2 separate regions of the Homo sapiens genome follow, and region 1 is linked to region 2. A link is a contact called in ENCODE Hi-C or POLR2A ChIA-PET data. All regions are on one chromosome and are shown on one strand. The core of a region is the stretch at or near the end of the contact, and the rest is flanking DNA. Distances in the headings are between cores, read along the strand shown.

Region 1 (7,203 bases), core at 1,087-3,586, 130 kb after region 2:
CCAGAAGCAGATCTTGTCATGCTTCCTGTACGTCCTGTGGAACTGTGAGCCAATTGAACTTCTTATTAATTACCCAGTCTCAGGTATTTCTTTATAGCAATGTGAGAATGGACTATTATACCTTTTCTGTGACAATGTTCTTCTTTTAGCTTCTCTACCTTAACTGCCAAAACATCCTGCATCCTGCCTCTGAAATTTCTGACTCAGGTACTGTATTCCACTTTCCAGCTGCAGGCTAGTATCATTTCACTGAGAACTCCACTCCATTAATGCCACCACAGTTTCATTATCTATCAACTATCCCTCACTTCCCTTTTTGTCCAGCTTAGATTTTATGGTAGAAGTCATAATCATGTCCCTACAGACACTCTCACCTCCCTTATTCAGTTCTGCGATGAGCACACTCATCTGCCACAACTTTAGCACTGGTTGGACCTATCTACCTTCTTTGTATTTAGATCTGAACAAATGTGTATGGCTGGAGAAAAATCAATAAGGAGGCTGCCTGTTTCATTAAATAAATTCATCATCATATTTAGGTGCCTTAAATAGGTACTCTGCACTGCCTGACAGTGTTTCCCTAATAAACTTAATCATTCTCAAGAGAACTGTTTTATACTTTCTCCCCTCCCCCTTACATCTTACTCACTCTCACTGATGACCTCATTTCTTATTTCATTAACAAAATAAAAGTAATGAGATAGGAACTCTTTAAACTTCCCATTGTCAGGCTCTGTATGGCAGACACGCCTGATAGCCGTAACTTAAGCATACACTGAGAATGATCCTGTATGGCAGATGCACCTGAATATGTGTTCAGAGTTACAAGTTAAGGAAACTGGGAGTGGCCAACTCAGAAATTCATTTCTTATCTATGAAGAACATATGAACCTCCACCTGTCCCATGGAACACGGGCTGTGCAGGGGGTTGAGGCCCTTTGTTTTGGGTTAAATGAAGGCTGTGAGGTGGAGGTTGCTGGAGGAGGATGCTATGCAAAAATGCTATATAAATTGCATGTTTTTTGCAAGTGGTAGCAGTTCTGTCATCCAACCCATTGCCACTGGGCCACTCTGTATCTAAGTCCCCTTAGTAAACCCTATGTCTTGTTTGCTCGCTCTGGGTCTCTTCTTGAGCCTCTTGAACCTGATACCATCCCTAATGAAGTTAATAGGGATCCAGCTTGACAGGTCCATAAAACCACCCCTGCATTAGTTCCCTCCTTTCCTTGCTTCTTGTTAATGTAGAGGAAGTGTCCCTCTTCTTGTCAAAGACCAGCCTCTACATGTGTTCTGGATCTGACTCCCTACTGTTTTCGCAAGGACTTTTCTGCATGTCTAACTCTCCCTCTCAGTGGGGATTCTTCTCTTAGCATTCCGCAGTGTTCCAGGCTGGCCCCTCTTAAAAGCTCTCCTGCAGCTGCATATACTTTTCAATTTCCGGGTAGCTTAGATCTGAAGTGGACCGCTGTCTGCAGTCTCTGTCTCTGCTTCCTTACCCCACATTCACTTTATCCCCACCTCATCAGCCCTCTCCTATTTGGCATCTACACCACTGTTCCACTGAAACTGCCTTTGTGAAGGTCTCCGATGAGCTTGATGCTGTCAAACCAATGGATGCTCTCCAGTCTTTAGTTAACTTGCTCACAGTATGGCTCCATCTTTTCTTTCAGAATCACATCTCCTTAGAGAGGCCTTACCTAATGACTCAGCCTGAAATATTCTCTCCCTTCCCCCCCTGTGGTGTTATTACATCACTCTGCTTCATTTTCTTCATAGCACTTATTATCTGAATTTATCTTGTGCTTATTTGTTCATTTGTTCACTGTATGTCTCATGCCTCCACCTAGAACAGTGCCTGGCACATCACAGATGCTCAATAAGGATCTCTGGAGTGACAGACAATGCTTTATTTAGAATCATCTCTCCCCTTCAACAACTCAGCTTTTGTTAACTGGATGGAGTTTGTCTGCCTGACTCTCTCTAACATCAGGATGAGTTCACTGCTGACAAGCTGCCTTGCCCGTCAATCAAGGAGATTTCCTGGTGGGCCCTCTCATTTTTGGACATATCTAAGCCCCATGTATGATCGGCCTCATTTTGGATCTGGGCTTTCCCTCCCTTTATTCCTTCTTTTATTCTGACTCACTCACATTATTCTGGCCACAGGTTTCTAGTCTTTTATTTTCTTTTTCAATATGAGCCTCAGTTATAAAACCTCCTTCTTTCTAAACACTAACTACAGGCTTCTCTGTTGATGGTAATGAACAGGCATCTCAGAACCAGTTTGGGAATGTAGCAGTCTTACATTTGCCCCATAGTCTGGAAAACTTCCTTGTTTTAGGGCCAGCTGGCTAAGCTCCAGATCTTGTCTCCAGTCTTCTGAAATCTTAAGTATCTGGGTCAAAGTTATTTGCAGACTTGACTTTGGTTATTTAGCCACAAAACTATTGTGGCCATCCTGCGCAGCATACTGACAGTGAAAATTAGGCGTGTTCCAATGATAAGTCCAACCTGTATGTTTTTCTAGGGTGTGTTTGACCAGCATGACAGGGAAAACCAGCAAAAGTACCAGAAAGAATATCCAATTAATAAATATCACCAACTGCCAGCCAGACAATGTTATTTTCCATTCTTCTATTGTTAAACAAACATGAAAACAAAACCCACAAAGTTATCATTGAGAAATTTTTAATGATAACTTCACTGTATGTTTTCTTTGAATTTGTTTCTTTTAACCATGATTTAATGTTAACACAAATATTCCTATATGCACAGAAGCGTAAACATTTTCTTGAGACCTGGACTCAGCATGGGTATATGCTAGAAATCTAATACTAAAAAAATGCCCAGAGCATGACCCAGTGCCATTGGTTGTTCAACTTCAGCCCTTATTCTGACTATGTCCAATAGCTGTATCTAGGGTGGTCATTTAATTTATCATCCAAACTGGGATACTATTAATAATTATGCTGGAATAGTATGAGTAGACATGGGCTGTTCTGAGAAAATGGAAACGTATGGTCATTCTTACCCTAACTTTGTATAATAAGTGTGGAACTCTCCAGCCTTCCCCAAGCAAACAAAGGCTCTGGCCTTTGCAGCTGTAACTCAGTACTGCCCTTGGTCCACAGGCTTGAAGGTGTACAGAGGCACAATTAGTCACTAACTAGAGCCTTCTTTAATTGCTATAAGTGCATTTTAGTTATCTTTTCACAAATTCATGATAACAGGGACCATATTAAGATTTACCACTGGGCTTGGTGGCTCACGCCTGTAATCCCAGCACTTTGGGAGGCTGAGGTGCACAGATCACCTGAGGTCAGGACTTTGAGACTAGCCTGGCCAACATGGTGAAATCCTGTCTCTACTAAAAATACAAAAATTAGCCAGGCCTGGTGGTGGGCACCTGTAATCCCAGCTACTCAGGAGGTTGAGGTAGGAGAATCACTTGAACCTGGGAGGTGGAGGTTGCAGTGAGCTGAGATTGCACCACCGCACTCCACCCTGGGCAACAAGTGCAAGACTCCATCTCAAAAAAAAAAAAAAGGTTTCCCACCCCACTTCCCACAAAATAAAGTAGGCCCTCAAAAATTCACTTTTAGAAAGAAGGAACTGAGAGGGAGGCTTGACGGAACAAGCTTCCATTTTCCTAACACAATGACTGTCTAATTCAACCCATAGGCTGTTATGGTAAGTTTGTGTGTGTTTGTGTGTTGGGCATGGTGGAGCGGGTGGGAAAACAGAGTAGAAAAGTACTGGGATTGGAATTAGAGCTAAATTTGCTTCTCTGCCCAAACTGTGAGGTACATATATACATATATATGTGTGCATGTGTGTGTGTGTGTGTGTGTGTGTGTTTGTGTACACACACACTTAATGGAAGAAACATATGAACCAATGAGTTTCTTAGAGAAAGTTTCTTAAATGACTGCCAAAAGCAAACAAATAATCAATTGGAAAATGCTTATATTCCAATAAATTTTTTAAAAAGTTCATGGTACCAGATTACTCTTCTTCTCTCCTTTGGGGTCATCAACTCCCACCTCCCTCTTGTTGGCAGCCTTGAGCTAAAGGCTAAACTATATTTGAGCATTTCCAGTGGTAGTAAAATTGTTATCTGCCTTTGAACAGCTGTCTTTTTGTTGTTTTATTTCATTTTAAAATAAAAATAAATATGCACATAAAAATTGTGCATATTTATGGGGTTCAGTGTGACGTTTCAATACATGTATACATTGTATAATCATCAAATCAAAGTATTTAGTGTACCCTCAAACATGGATCATTTCTTTGTGGTAAGAAAGCTCTGACTCTATGTCTTTCTTTAATTGAACTGAAATCTGTCATCCCAGGTGACCAACTGTTCTGGTTTGTCTGGAGCTGTCCTGTTTTAACACTGAAAATTCTGCATCCCAGGGCATCCGTCAGTCCTGGGCAAACCAGGACAGTTGGTCACTCTGCCTCTAATTGCCATCTGTTGGCCTTATTCTCCATCTTGGGCTATGCGAAGAATGCTATTTTTTCTTCCAAACAACATCCATTTTGACACATTTAAGGCACATTCCTCTAGCTCCAATCATTCTTACCTGACACAGCTTTAGATTGTTTACTTTCCACTATATATGCTCAGAGTGCACTATCCCCTGTTCCAGGAGGAGCTTTCTGTTCCAATCCACGTTTCCATAGAGAAGGGGAATTTCTCTTCCCTCTCCCTGGGGAGGGTGGGTGTGAACACTGGTTTCATCCTCCACATTCTCTTTCATCCCTCTGAGAGGAAGAGTTACAGTAAACCTGGTTTTTGAGAATCCCACATCCTTTGGGCCAAGGGTCTCACAGTGGCCAGGATTCCTCGACCTCAGAGGTGACAAACAGGCTCTGTACTGCCTCTTCCACTGCCTGCCTTGGCCTCATGGATTCACAGAAAGAACCTGGCTCTCCTCCTTCCTCTTTTCTGCCTCTAAGCAGTGAACACATTCAATGTAGAGAGGCAGCCTAGAAGGAAGTTTCATGTTTTTGCTGTAATTTCCAATTTCCCTACTTCCTGGGTGAATGCTTAGGTCAGCTATGCCCTGTAAGCTTGGTTGTTTTTCGTTTAGAGTGGGTGGGAAGGAGGAGGCCCCCCACTTTCTCCTGTTTTTCTAGAGCGCCCAGCACATTGAAAGGTACACTTGTCATAACAAGTCTAATTCTTTGATTCCTCTTTTGGTTTAATTTCCCACACTTTTTTCTTCCTTGCTTGCAGTAGTGATGGAAAGGAGAAGTGAATCTCTGAACTTTAAAGTTCATTAACCTGGCCTGTAAGATGTGGAGTAGCACTGAGTACAACACTGAGTGCCACACTCAACTTTATTTGCTCCAGTTCTAGCACTTCTTTAATCCAGCCTGTGACCAAATCAGTTTCGTACTGACTTTATTGTAGATTCAGTTTTCTTACTGATAACTGACATCCCTGATAAGGCACACATTTCTCCCCACATGTGTGCATTGATTGCTTGTATCAAAGTCCAAAGATTTGATAATCTCTGTTTCTGCTATTCCCTTCTCAGCTCACGGCTATGAGGCTCCTGGTCCCCAACACTTCAGAGCAAATGCTACCACTAAGCTTACTGATGACTTTCACTAAATGATGATCTTCATCTGTGACTCCTCCGCCTTATCTCTATTCACTTACTCTTCTGTGCCTCCTTCAAACCAATGGCTTTATCTATCACCTATGTATTGATGATTCTCAAACCTATACTCATGTTCCTGACCTCTCTTCTAGGCTTCATATTCACATAATCCACTTGTTTGCAAGAGAGCTCTATCCAGATATCATACTTGCACCTTAAATTCAACATGTTCCAAATCAAATTCATTATCTTGGTATAAGATTTTGATTTTACTCCAGTATTACCTATATTGGAGACTGCAACCACTATTCACATAGTCTTTTAAGTCAGAAATCTGATTACTCTTTATAGTTCTCCTCTCTTTTTCTTTCTCCATCTTTAATAGGTCCTGTTAACCCCACTTCCTAAATATCTTTTACAACCTTCTCTTGCTCTTTGTTCTCATTGTCGCTACTTTTCTGTGCCCTTTCCTTTTGGCATTGCTTCAGCAGCTTCTGAATTGTTCTGTCCGCCTCCAGTCCTGGCTGGCCCCATTGTCCACACTGTTGCCAGAGGACCCTTTCTAAATGGCAAATCATACCACGTCATGCCCTACTTTCTAAATCCTCCATAACCGCTCATATTCTTCAGAATATGGATCAGATGTTTGGTTTAATATGGAATGTGTTTCATGGCTTGTTCCCTGACTATGCTTTAGCCACATGTCCTGCCACGTCCCTGCCTCTTGCACCATCCTTCCTCCCATTCTCAACAACCTGAGAGTTCAAGAGTGTGTTACGCTGCTCTATGCCCCAGTGCCATTTCCACACACACTGCTTCCTCTACCTGGAGTGCCACTTGTCTCTCTCCCCCAGCAAACTCCAGCCCACCTACCCTTCAGGCTTATGTGAGGACTCACCCTCTGCAGATGTTCCCCCGACCCCATTATCTCCTCACCAGCAACCAGTCTCATTTTTGATGCTCCTATTGAAATCTAACTAAAACTCATGGCTCAATAGATGGCCATTGCAGCTCTACACTGAGGTGGCTCAAAAGATTATTTATGGGTGGAGTGTAGACTTTTCTGTAGAAAGCCCTTCTACATCTATACTATCAACAAAACATATATATATGATCAATGTCCCAAAGCTATACTATAGAATGCATGGGCACGTGTATGTGTGTGCGTGTAGATGGTGGTGGATATAACATATCCTGGAATATTTTCAAAGGAAGACTTGTCAGTTGCCTGTAACAGTCAGAGGGAGTTCTTAGTAGTTTGTTCAAGAAACGTCTGGTTTAGTGAAACTGAGCAACAGAGCTTCCCAGTGAAACTGCCAAGTTCCTATGTAACCACATGAATGATTGTTAGATGGAATTATTGAATATAAACTAATTAAACCAGGGAATAGCTGCCAAAAATAATGATTTTTATCTTTAGAATTATTGGTCATAACCTATTCTTTCTAACACTCAGACAGCTGAACCAATTAATTTTCTATTACTGTTATTAGTTCATGACAATAAAACTTTGTCATCAGCATAGGAAAGGGATATTTTTCTTTCTCTCTATAGTTGAAGACTGTGCGTTTAAATATCCTGAGGGGGTTTT
Region 2 (6,417 bases), core at 101-2,600:
CCACAATTACATCTGAAAGTATTTAGCACCCTCTCATGCAACAGGTATCAAGATGCCACCCAAGACAGTCTTAGGAATGATCCTTGTCCTCACATCATTCCTCAGTGAGCGAGGGCCACCTCCAGTCACCTTCTAGCTGTCATCACCCAGTATGTGAAAAAAAGCCCTCTAGCCATGATAGTTTCCAATTTTACCCCATATGAAATTCAAATACTCATTCACATGCTTTGCTCTTTCAAATGCTGAAATAAATGTATCCCCTTCTCTCTTTCCCAAAGGCTGTCAAGGTGTTCTATTTTCAAGATTCTTTACCCCAATGTTACAATGACAATCACTACTTAGTAGCTACGGTTGCGAGGATGAGAATTATAAATGGGAATAAAGCAGTACTGCCAGATTTAGGAAATGGAAATATTACACAGAACCTACTTATACTAAAAAAAAAAAAAGTTGTTTATCTGAAATTCAAATTTAACTGAAAGTGCTATATTTCATCTGGCAACCCTAGGACAATGGGATAGGACACATTCAGTTCCTGGTTCTGAGTCCACTGTCTGCTCTCTGGTTTGTGCCCTGTTCTGTGGTAGGCTCGAAAAAGGGGTCAGAACATTTGAAGGGCCAGACAGGAACAGAACCACCAGGTCTAGGGCAACTAGAAGTGAATGGGAAACGTGACAAAACGAGAGTCAAGCCCCTCACTAAAGCTATTTAAAAAAAAAAAAAAAATCAAAACTACGCTGGCTAAGGGTTAAAAAAAAAAATCCGTGAGCCACAGTTAGCCCACAGCCCAGCAGTTTGCACTGCAACCTCTACTTTACAGGCACGCGTCTAGAACTAACCACTCTGTTTTTAGGTCTGTGGGCATGTGGCTTCCCACCAGCCCTGGTTCCCATAGCTCTGTGAGGAGCTTCTATTCCACTTCTAGCATAGGCTGCCCTTCAGGGCCAGCTTCCCGGACTGCTCTGGTAGCAACATATGTGCTATCTCTTTGCCACAAATTAGCAAAAGTCTTTGAGATCTGAGGTGCATAAAGCATTATGTGTAAGCTTCTCAACAATTCTTTCACTGGATGAGCAGTAGTTTCACATTTTAGAAGTATTATTTTGTTCTACAAATCAAACTGTAGGAGCTGTCGTCATCATGGGTTATGGAGGCCGAGGCTGTAAAGGAGGAAGTGAATTAACTTTGTCAAACAGCTACCACACTGCACTGTGAGGGGAATTTGATATAATTTAACACATCCAATCCTTACAACACCCTCTCTGGGGTATTATTATCCCTGTTTTACATATGAAGCTGAGGCCCAAGGTAGTGTAGAGAAGAGCAAGGCTGGAAACTCTCTCACGCTGATTTTCTCCACTATACACTGAACAGAGCCCTCACTTTTTTGCTGCTTGCAAACCTCAGACAGTCATCTGAGGCCTCTGAGCCCTCCTGCTCCTCCATGCACAGAAGGCAGCTCTATCTGGGGTCTGAGAAGCTGTGGCCAGGCCTGGCACCAAAATGACACATGCCGAATCAGGACTGGGAGCTGGCTCAACTGAAGACCCTCACAGCACCACCTTTCCTTGCCTGCCCTACATCCTTCAATTCTCACAGCCTTCCTCCTCCTCCACTTCGGCTCTCAGCTCCAGCTCTGTACCTAACTTTTCTCCTCCTGCCCTGTATGCTACTGGGGCAGACAAGATGGTGTTGTCCTATTCGACCTGGCCTGTCACTAGATTTATGGAAAACCATGAATTCCTCTCCTCATGCCAAGCTGCTGTCTACAGCTCTGATATTTTCTGAAGTTTACTACCACCACGGGAGCTAATGTGGACCAGCTTCTCTTTCCTCTTTCTGTATTACTCGACTTCTTGTTGCTATGTGTGCAATTCGTTTGTTGCCAGGTACTCGAGGTTGCCTCTTATCTACTGAGTGGAGAATATATATATATGGATGGGGATTTTCTTCAGATTGAGGTGTCCTGAATTCTCCTACAGCCAATTTTAATGTACTTCTAAGTTGGCAGGAGATATATAAAGAAACAGTAATTATTTAATGCTATTGCATGAATTCTAATGTGCCACTGAGCATTAATTCCCCAGTGAAATGAAAGCGTGGTTAGCAATAGCAATTTCTTTAGAAAAAGAGTCAGAATGACTGATAAAGCCAGTTTTAAAAAATGAGAATTCTAGTAATCACTACTTGTAATGGACAGATTGTTCTGTTTCTAAGAAGTATCTCGTTCTCCTAAGGAAAACCCAGTGTTTCCAGTTCTAGCTAAAAAAATTGGATCATATGCATTTAATGGTTCTCTTTTTTTATGGCCAAATTTTGACATTATTTTATAAAAACTCTTGTGCTGTTACCAAATGGCAGAGGGTACAGGGGAAAAGAAAAAGAATAAAGAAATACTTGACCAAAATATAAGTCCATTTCTCTAAAACATTCTAAGGGATTATAATTTAGCAACTCAAAAGTTAGAGGTCAGAAAAGGGCTTATTCATAGGTGAATATCTAGTCCATTCCTTTTTGGAAGGAAGCACTATTGCTGAGAACACTTTCCTTACATAGAACAGTTTGGCATCAGCTTAGGGTCTACCATTTGTAGTTATTTCCTTATCAAAAATATCTGTCTTGTGGTTGATGACTATGGTCTCCAGGCAGAAGCTGTCACTGAGTTCAGAAGTTGTCACTTTGTGTTTAAAGGTTTAACCTCAGGGTTTTTGGTCTGTTTATTCGGCAGATTTTTAATTAACACGGAAACTTTGAATTCATTAGATTAGCTGTGCTAAGACCTCTGTGGTCAATGTGAGGCCAGCAAGTGACCCCTTGCAGGCCTGTGGTGACAGGTGATCTCCCTCACTTGGTCCCCAGGCCAAGATCTTACAGGGCTTTCCCAACATGGGAAGCATCAGCAACTACAGATCTTTAGTGATCAAGAGAAAAAGATATTCATTTTTGTGGGTTTTTTTTTTTTTTTTTTTGAGATGGAGTTTTGCTCTTGTTGCCCAGGCTGGAATGCAGTGGCGCGATCTTGGCTCACTGCAATCTCCACCTCCCGCGTTCAAGCGATTGTCCTGCCTCAGCCTCCTGAGCAGCTGGAATTACAGGTGCCTGGCTAATTTTTGTATTTTTAGTAGAGACGGGGTTTCGCCATGTTAGCCAGGCTGGTCTCGAACTCCTGAGCTCAGGTGATCTGCCCACCTTGGCCTCCCAAAATGCTGGGATTACAGGAGTGAGCCACCATGCCCAGCCAAAAAAAGGTATTCCTTGCTGGGATATCACAGATGCTCCCTTAATATCCTAAGGAGAGCTAAAAAAGTGTGCCATAGAAAACAAATACTATTTTCATGTAATGTCTAATCTCAAAAGTTTTTTTTTAATACTTGTAATAAAAAGGTAAGCCCAAACATTCTAACTCATACATATATCATTCCACAACTTCAAATTTTCACATTTTAATTTTTGCAGCAGTGACAAAATGATTTTTAAAATTGAAATGTGCTATCTTTAAAAGATTTGTTTATAGATTTGTCAACCTTATAAAGACTAAGCTTTTTCTTTTAGATTCCTTTTTTAAACTTTACAAATACTATGAGGTTATCACTAGTATTACTAGTAGTTAATAAAGTTACTAATTATTTAGTGATCGATGAAAATGAATTAGCTTGAATTTCATTAAAATGAGCAAAGTCAGATATAGTTACCTTTTTAAATTACATTTTTTTATTATTATTATTCTTTTTTTTTTTTTTTGAAACAAGCTATCCCTAGAGTCAAGCCCCATTCTTCAGTTAGCAAGAGGAGAATTGTAGGGCACAAGTATTTCCCTTTTATCCTTTCTTTTGTGTGTGTATGTTTTCTAAAACAGACTTTTTTTTAAACAGAAGTTTTAGATGCACAGCAAAACTGAGTGGAAAGTACAAAGTTCCTATATATCCTCTGTACCCCAAAGGCACAACCTCCTCACTATCAACATTACGCACGAGAATCGTACGCTTATTACAACTGATGGACCTACACTGACACATCATTACCACCCAAAGTCCATGATTTACATTAAGGCTCACTCTTAGTGTTGTATATTTCAATGGTTTTGACAATGTATAATGGCATGTATTTACTACCATAGTATCATAGAGTATTTTCACTGCCATGAAAATCCTCTATGTTGTGCTTATTCATCCCTCTCTCCAATCCCCAGTAATTTACTGTCTGCATAGTTTTGTTTCATCCAAAATATAATTGGAATCACAAAATACGTAGCCTTTTATATTGTAGCCATGTTACTTCTTTCACTTAGCAACATGCATTTAAGGTACCTCCATGCCCTTTTATTGCTTGATGGCTCATTTCTTTTTAGTGTTGAATAATATTTCTTTTTAGTGCTGAATAATATTCCATTGTCTGGATATACTGCAGTTTAATTATCCATTTACCTATTGAGGAACATCTTTGTTGCTTCCAAGTTTTGGCAATTATGAATAAAGCTGTTAAAGAAGAGACTTGCACAGTATAAGCATTTCCTTTTTGAATTAAGGCCAGAAATCACTATTTTCTTAATTAAAGGATTATGAATTGTAATTCTGTAAGTTATTATTATTTGAAGGTAGAATTCATAAAAATAGATTGGCCATAAAATGTCACATATTATAGGAAAATTTGTTTTTCCTAAAAAAAAAACAAAAAAAACCTTCTGAAGTAACTGTCCTTAAAATTGTCCATTATTAATAAGTGGAATATCCGTTGTCATCTAGAATCCATGATCTTGTAAGATTCTGAAAGTAATCCTTTCATACTGCTGATAACAGTTTTACAAATTATTATCTGGGCATAACAATAATAAAAATGTATAAAAGGACTTTACTTATGAAATGTAATACTACCAGAAATGCTGGTTCCTAAGGATAATCTTGGAGTAGCAACTAGTGATTCCACAAGACTTAAAATCCATAATTGGTGTGTCCCAAAAATGTATTTTCTTATCATCATCCTTGTCACAGAAATAGCATTTACTGAACACTTACACATCAGGAAGTATGTAAAGCATTTCTCCGCTCATCCCTTACAACAACTCTGCAAGGAAGGTAGTCTCCCCAGAGAGAGTCCCATTGCACAGATGAAGAAATCAAGAGGTAAAGTAATTTTCCCAACATCAGATCTTGGTGGTGGAGGTTGGCTATGAACTCAGATTGAGTCTGAAGCCTAACATATATTACCTTGTACACTGTCCTGAGCCAAATGTGTGACCCATGCAATCTGGGGGAAACTTGGCTTCCAAATAAAGTGTTACTCATGTGCTGTTGATATATATCTTTGTATGTTTCTGTTACTTATCTCATTATTCTGGAAAAATTTACATTATGTTTAAGAGTGAGGCTTTCAGAAACATGACATGCAAAACCAACTTCCAATCTTTCTTTTTTTGAAAACCTTGCAGATACAGGGAAAGCATTAAATGTACTGCTATATTAAAAAAGTGAAAATATGAGTATCTCTTACTTCTGTACCCTGTAGGGAAAAAGTTACCTGACATATACTGAAACAGAACTTTGCTTTACATACATTTTAATAGCTAAAAGTTCTTTCCTTTGAAAGGTATCTGTTCACCTCTACTTGGGCATCCTACACGGGTTCTTTCATCACCATGAGTCTTGGTTTCATTGAGGATTGTATTTCATCACCAAAAGAACACCCTAATAATTTCATTTTGTGTTACTGAAAAGAGACATATTGCTCAATATTACTAGCTTGAATGTCAATAATACTCTAAACATTGCCACTAAATGGCAATATCAGATTTCTCATTAAACACATGCAGAAAAAAAGTACTGAGATATGGATTATTTTTCAAAGCTCTCTTCTATGGTTTCATCTAGACTTCTACATTACTAAGATTATCACTAAAAATGGCAAATGATTATTTTAGACTATATGTGATACAGTACCATCTTTAAGGCAAGCACTAACATCTAATATGCCTGTATCATTACCACCCTAAAATCATATTTTCTATGGACTGAAGATCATCTGAGGTATTTTGTAAGTGATGGCAAATATTTCCTGGGCCTGCAAATGCATTACTCTAACCCTTCTGGTAGGGTTTTAAAATCTGATAGAGCCTGATTTTTTTTCTTCAAAATGGTAAAAATAATAATAATAATAATAATAATAATAATAATCATCATCATCATCATTCATTCTATTGTTGATGGATGGCAAGTGGCCAGCAATAAATATATGCCAGATTCAGCAACCTGTTAAAATAGACTGCATTACTTAATATGAGCTTTGAATGCAATGACTTCCAATTTTCTTCAGCTATTTTATGGCTTAAAAATTGGGCAAAGACCGCCATAAATTTAGGAAGTAAAAGAAATGTCAAGTTTGTCAGCAGAGGTGAAATTGTTTTATTATTCCAAAAGACTACAC

The links. Hi-C counts contacts between places; a loop is a spot of excess contacts on that map. ChIA-PET counts read pairs that join two places held with the same protein, here RNA polymerase II (POLR2A). Pooled maps may share reads with other maps.
Region 1: a loop to region 2 is called in a pooled map, with 2.4 times the contacts of the local background. The contact joins two enhancer-like sites. A Hi-C loop is called at or near these places in 1 of 37 single-sample maps with no recorded cell type and 3 of 50 pooled maps. POLR2A ChIA-PET finds 5 or more read pairs at or near these places in 3 of 52 experiments (GM12878, activated CD4-positive, alpha-beta T cell and activated naive CD4-positive, alpha-beta T cell).

What each region holds. Positions count from the first base shown.
Region 1 is chr6:119,444,500-119,451,702 of GRCh38, forward strand. No RefSeq gene overlaps it. Among named protein-coding and RNA genes, the nearest start is that of MAN1A1, 98 kb to the left of the region's middle. Within about 2 kb of position 2,337, at least 5 of the 41 ENCODE cell types and tissues checked have a DNase peak (open chromatin) inside an H3K27ac peak, as active enhancers do.
Region 2 is chr6:119,313,226-119,319,642 of GRCh38, forward strand. All of the region lies in intron 2 of MAN1A1 (mannosidase alpha class 1A member 1), which reads right to left. Among named protein-coding and RNA genes, the nearest start is that of MAN1A1, 33 kb to the right of the region's middle. RefSeq lists a silencer at 1-53. Within about 2 kb of position 1,351, at least 7 of the 41 ENCODE cell types and tissues checked have a DNase peak (open chromatin) inside an H3K27ac peak, as active enhancers do.